Linked DNA regions of Homo sapiens: region 1 is linked to region 2. Evidence: chromatin loops called from intact Hi-C (ENCODE). Cell type or tissue: dorsolateral prefrontal cortex. All regions are shown on one strand. Each heading gives the region's core, and the rest is flanking DNA. Links, peaks and the distances in the headings are about the cores only. Region 1 overlaps LOXL4 (lysyl oxidase like 4). Region 2 holds the start of MIR1287 (microRNA 1287).

Region 1 (2,905 bases), core at 313-2,812, 140 kb after region 2:
AAGGACACGGAACGGCGGTTTTCAACTTTGGGTTATGACCAACAGTTACAAACAATGAAACAGGACAGAAAACAGCAAGGGCAGTTTTTCCTTGGAACTATGTGTATACTGGGTTACAGCATAAAATGTATTTCTTACTGTGGTTTGTAGTCAGAAAAGCAGTTTGAAAGCTGTCGTAGAGGACATACAAATATGAGCACACCCGGGGCCAAGGCCCAGCTGTGTGTTCTCTTCCTGAGCTGTGGGATTTACCCAAAAAGACTTTGGGACAAGGCCATCTGTGGCATTGCTCTGCCCCACAAACCCAGATTCTTAGGGCAGCAGCATCTCTGACATCTCCCAGCCAGGTCAGTGCCAAGATGGACTATATCCAGCCCAAAGGTTACAGATAGCATCAACCCAAGTGGCCACTTGACCTTGTTCGTGGCCAAATTTCGACACCAAGATATCCTTCATCTTTGTCAGTGAGCTCCTGGCTTCCTCTCTGTCCAGGGCACCCTGGGGAGAACACTGGGCCCATCCATCAGACCCTCCCCTGCAGGGATGGGGCATGAGAGTGGACCTCCCCATCACCAAGGCCTCCCAGCACGTGGGGAGCCTGCTCCTCACTTGACTCCCCTTCCTGGGAACCTCGAACCCCTCCCTGCTCCACTGCCTACAGTGGGAGCGCTCTTCTTGAACACATTTGATCCTTCACGACAACTTGGCACAGTCAGCCAATCTGCAGTCTCTGTAACCACCTGTTTTTCCTCCCTGGCTTTTCACATTGCTTTCTTTCCTTTACTCTCTCTTCTCATTCTCTCTGAAAGCTCGCCTTCTTTCACCAAGAAACTCTAGGTTTGTCAGTGGGCACTTCCTGGCTCTCTCCAATATATACCACAGGACCCTACATGGCCAACTGCCAGATGCAGATGGCTCCAGCCTGGGGCAAGCTGCGGCCGGCCTGCCCAGGTGGCATGCATGCTGTGGTCAGTGGTGTGGCAGGGCCTCACTTCCGCCCAGGACTACTTTAGTGATAGTGATTTTTAGTGACAGTACAGGCAAAGTATCCAGGTTAGGTATCAGCAGAGCTTTTTGAGAGGATTATATGAACTAAGCTACATAAAGGCACTTTACAGGCTTAAAAGCATTTTACAAAATAAATACTAGCTTCAACTGCATGTTTACTTAGGCCAGACATGTTACAGGTGTCATCAGATTAATATCACCATTATCTTCATCTTACAGATGATGAAAATGAGAGACAAAATGGTTAAGCAGTTATAGAGCTAGTGAATTATACAGTCAGAAAGTAAGCCAAGAATGAACCCAGGTGGCCTGGCTCCAAAACCAGCAAGCCTAACCATGACACTGTAGCTGCCTCCCAGGTTAAGGTGATAGACTTCCTTTAAATGTTATTAGAACTCACCATCTCCTGACTCTTAAAACTGCCCTTCTTTTGTGGGGTCCTCTCGGAGGGTTTAATCTGGGGGCAAGCTTGCCCTCTGTGCTGGAGACTAAGACTGGCTGCCTTTCCACCCTTTGAGTCACTGCCATGCCCTCCGCCGCCCCAGGTGCACCAGACCTGGTGATGAACGCCCAGCTAGTGCAGGAGACGGCCTACTTGGAGGACCGCCCGCTCAGCCAGCTGTATTGTGCCCACGAGGAGAACTGCCTCTCCAAGTCTGCGGATCACATGGACTGGCCCTACGGATACCGCCGCCTATTGCGCTTCTCCACACAGATCTACAATCTGGGCCGGACTGACTTTCGTCCAAAGACTGGACGCGATAGCTGGGTTTGGCACCAGTGCCACAGGTTAGAGCCTGCCCATGCATTGGCACTAGAGGGTTAGGAACAAAAAGCAGGGTCCAGGGAGCAGTTTGGCCCTTCCCTGGCCACAGGCAAGTTTTCCTGGGAGGGGTGTGCGCTCTCCTTGCTGGCCTTGCCTGCAGGAGGCAGTGAGGACAGCGGCATCCACCTGCCCCTCCATCGCTCTCGCCTTCACTATGTCAATGGTGCCCGTGGGGTCTGTTTCCCACAGCAACATCCCATAGAGGCGTCACCGCCAGCAGAGTTGTTCTGTTAGAATGGTATTTGACACTTTTCCTATGTTGGATCATAGGCCTTGTCTTCAGAAGCCAGGTAAAGTGGGGACTCCCAGGAACCTGGGGGCCCAAAATAGACATCCCATCCAGGGTGCTGGCTCTGCAGGAAAAGCTCGCTGATTCCTTCAGTAGTAAGGCAAGGCCCTCAAAGAACAGCATGAACAGACTGCCACTAAAAAAGTGACAATGAACATTCTTTCCTATCAGGAGCTTCCAGACCAGAGAGAGGGAGAGACAATGCCTGTGACAAAGGCAGAATTGTTTTTTCTTCTTCAGAACATAGCCACGGGTGGAGAAAGTGGAAAGGAATGGGCAATGACTTTGGGACTTGGTCTCGCCTGAGATAATAAGCACCTTTCCCTGTAGCATGAACAGAGCTGTCATTATAACTGGATTGGAAACAATGGTAGCAATTTGGTCCCAGGCTTACAGGGACCCTCTTCCCAGCAGGTCAGCTCCTAGGCTGCTCACAGACCCGGTGCCCCGCCTCTCCCCCCAGTTCAGGCCTTGCTGTCAGGCACCAGCCTCCTGGAGGCGACCAGAGCAGGGCTTCTACCTCTTGCCTGGGTTGAGACCCTAGGTGGTGGGGGCAGCTGTACTTGCTGCCTGGCAGGGGTGCCAGCAAAGGAGGCTGTGCGTCACACTAATCTCGGGTTTGGGAGGGAGAAGGGCACTGCCTACTATAACTTTCCTCTCGGGTCATGATGGGGCCTGGGGCCTGTCTTCCCTACCAGCCCCTCCAGAGAGGACCCTCTCCTGTTGCTGCCGCACTGACAGCTCTACCCCTTCTGCAGGCATTACCACAGCATTGAGGTCTT
Region 2 (2,905 bases), core at 123-2,622:
ACCTGGGTGTGGACTTTTCACATCAGTGGCACAAGCACAGAGGGCATGCCCCAATGTACAGGCCTGTTTCAGTTCTGGGTTTGTGTCACATCGGCAAACATTCCACTGGCTGACCAAATCACATGGATGAGCCCAGAGCCAAGGAGCCAGGCAGGTTAACCAAGTTGTGGTGGGTTGAGAGGCACTGCAGACTTATACATTGCAAAGAGTATGGAGCCAGTGGAATCTATTACAAATGCAAAAAGTAGACACTGCCTCTCTCTCAGATAACCAGTCCAAGGAGCTCTGTGTGAAAAACAGGCAAAAAACATTTATTGAGCAACTACTATGTGTCAGACACTAAGCTAGGCCCAGGGGCTGTAAGGCTAGAGACCATGATTTCTACCCTGAAGGCCTTAAAGCCTAGTTTCTTTCTGAAATGGTCTGAATCAGGGTCATAGGAATGGATCAGCCATGCCAGCCTTCTCCCAGGATATGGGCCTTCCAGAGTTCGAAATAAGGGAATAAGGTACAAGTTTAAAATTTTCCAAAAATAATGCTAACTGCTTAAATGTATTAAGTACCCATGAACTTGCAAATGCTTTACCTAGCTCATTTAATCCTCACCGTAGCCCTTGGGGTGTAAAATAGGATTCCCATTTTACAGGTAAAGAAGCAGGTTCAGAGATGTTAAAAATGTGTCCCAGGCACTGCAGCTAGTGAGAGGTGTGGCCAGGACTCAAGCTGGATCTGTCCCTGCATTGGCTGTGCTATACCACCTCCTGGCAGGAAGTCTCAGCATCCTCCATGCTTTTATCCCCCAGGCCAGGTCGGAGGGTTTCCCTGTCACCTGTTTCAACTTCTGTTTTGTGGATCTTCTCTTGTAGGCCGCATCCTGGGAGCCCAGCTTCCCCGATATTATGAGGTCCTCACAGCTCCCATTACCAAGGTGAGTGGTTCCCCAGCCTCAGGCCCGACCAGGCAGTGAGAGGGCCCTCCTCCCATCCAGGCTCCTAAGCCCTTCTCTCTGCTGTTGTGCTGTCCAGGTGCTGGATCAGTGGTTCGAGTCTGAGCCTTTAAAAGCCACTCTAGCCACAGATGCAGTGATTGGAGCCATGACAAGTCCCCACACTCCGGGGAGTGGGTGAGTGAGGGGGGTGAGGTGGGACACAGGAGTGGGGCATGTTCCCCAACAGGAGTGAGGACAACAGTGGCAGTGGCAGCAACAACAGCTGCCACTTAACAGAGCTCACCCAGTGAGCCAGGAACCGAGCCAGGCACATCACACACGATCCACTTAACCCTCAGAGCAACATCTGAGAACTGCGGTTCAGAGAAGGGAGTGTCTTGCCCAAAGCCACTCAGCTGGTAAGTGGCAAGGCTGATTTCCAGCTTGAGGTGTCTGACTCCCCAAAATCTTCCTTTTTAGTGACTGTGCCCTACTGCTTCACTAAGAAAAGCCTCTCTCCCACCTCCCGCTTGATAGCTCAAAATTAATATCTTCTTTTCTCTCCTCTTCCCTTCCCTCTTCTACCTCTCCACTCCCGCAAACGCCCATTCTCCCTTCTCTCTCACTGTTCCTTCCCCTGGGCTCTGGTACACACTCACACAGACACCTCAGGATGGACAGGAAGCTGCCTTTTTCTTTATGAGTGAGGGTTTGTGCTGACAGCCCAATCCGAGAGGTGGCAGTCAGACACAGCAAAGCCTGCAGTGTGGTCTGACTTAATGAGCCCCCGCAGAAGCAGGAATGGAAGGCTGTGTGTGTGTGTGTGTGTGTGTGTGTGTGTGTGTGTTGGGATGGAGAATGCAGCCAAGGGTTGGGCCGTTTCCAGTGCACCAGAAGATACAGCTAGAAGCTAGAAGCTAGAAGGCGTCGACGTGGCTTTTCTCTCAAGGGATGAGCACACCCTCGGAAGTGGTTTTTCAACACATATTAAGCCGGCCCCAAATTCCCCCAGGGCGATGGAGATGGGGGCTTGGCAGCAGTTGCCACACATTGGCCAAGCTGTGATCTACCAGCCAATCTGGATCTTCCAGCTGGGGCCTCCTGCCCTTTTCTCTTCGGATCCCTGGGAGGCTTAACCAGTGCTCCGTTTGTGATCTTTAAGTAATCTGTTCCATCATTAATTCTTCCAACAAATATGGATGAGCGCTTGCCTGTGCTAGGTGCTGGGGATACGGTAGTGAGCGGAGCAGATGTCCTGATGGGTGAGAGACACAGAGCGAGTGATGATGATGAAGTGGCGTGAGTGTGATGCTAGGAGGAGCAGCCGGGACACAGCCTGGTCTAGGGTCAGAGAAGCCTCTACATGGAAGAGGTGTTTGATCTGAGACCCAAAGGACAAAGAGGAGTTAACAAAACATAAGATGAGGGAGGGAGGGGCTTCAGGCCGACAGAACAGCAGGGGAAATGCTGGGGTTGAGAGAACGTGTGATCCACCCAGGAAATCGAGAGGTTCTGTTAGTTAGGAGGATGGGATATGGATAGGGGGACAGGATGAGGGATGAGGCTGGAGTGCCTGCTAGAAGACTGGCCATTATCCTAAGAGCAGTGCCAAGCCGGGGAGGCTTGGAATGGTGATAAGTGAGTGGCAGGAGCAGAGCTGGGCTTTAAGATAGGGCTCCAGGATATATGTGGACAAGACCTGCAGGAGAGAAAGTGTGGGAGAGGGGGTCCAATGAGGGGCACTACTGCAGCAGCATAAGGAAGAGAAGAGAGGCTGAGAGGTGGGATGACCTTGAAAGCCCTTTGGAGGCTGAGTTGGTGTTGCTTTGTGGATGTAGATGGGGAAGGATGGTAGCGGTCAAGGCTGACACCTGGATTTCTGTCGGAAACAGAACCTCCTGTTGAAAGGTGCCGTTCACTGGGATGGGAAAGATTGAAGGGGAAGCAGCTGGAGAATGGGGAAAAGGTGGTGGGTTT

Evidence for each region. A loop is a pair of places that touch in the nucleus more often than their neighbours do. Peaks named below come from ENCODE experiments on the same cell type or tissue, not always from the same donor. Only the 100,000 strongest peaks of a DNase experiment are listed, where the experiment ranks them.
Region 1: a loop joins it to region 2, with 2.6 times the contacts of the local background. A loop is called at or near these places in 12 of 110 quality-filtered maps.

Annotation. Positions count from the first base shown.
Region 1 is chr10:98,252,445-98,255,349 of GRCh38, reverse strand. LOXL4 (lysyl oxidase like 4) reads left to right here. Exons shown (of 15, transcript NM_032211.7): 11 at 1,554-1,797; 12 at 2,882-2,905. Among named protein-coding and RNA genes, the nearest start is that of LOXL4, 14 kb to the left of the region's middle. In dorsolateral prefrontal cortex, for the core only: no CTCF peak of the experiment used is centred there; a DNase peak (open chromatin) is centred at 1,655.
Region 2 is chr10:98,393,414-98,396,318 of GRCh38, reverse strand. It overlaps PYROXD2 (pyridine nucleotide-disulphide oxidoreductase domain 2), which reads left to right. Exons shown (of 16, transcript NM_032709.3): 7 at 867-928; 8 at 1,026-1,123. It overlaps MIR1287 (microRNA 1287), which reads left to right and starts at 1,012; the gene lies at 1,012-1,101. In dorsolateral prefrontal cortex, for the core only: a CTCF peak has its summit at 1,637; a DNase peak (open chromatin) is centred at 1,738.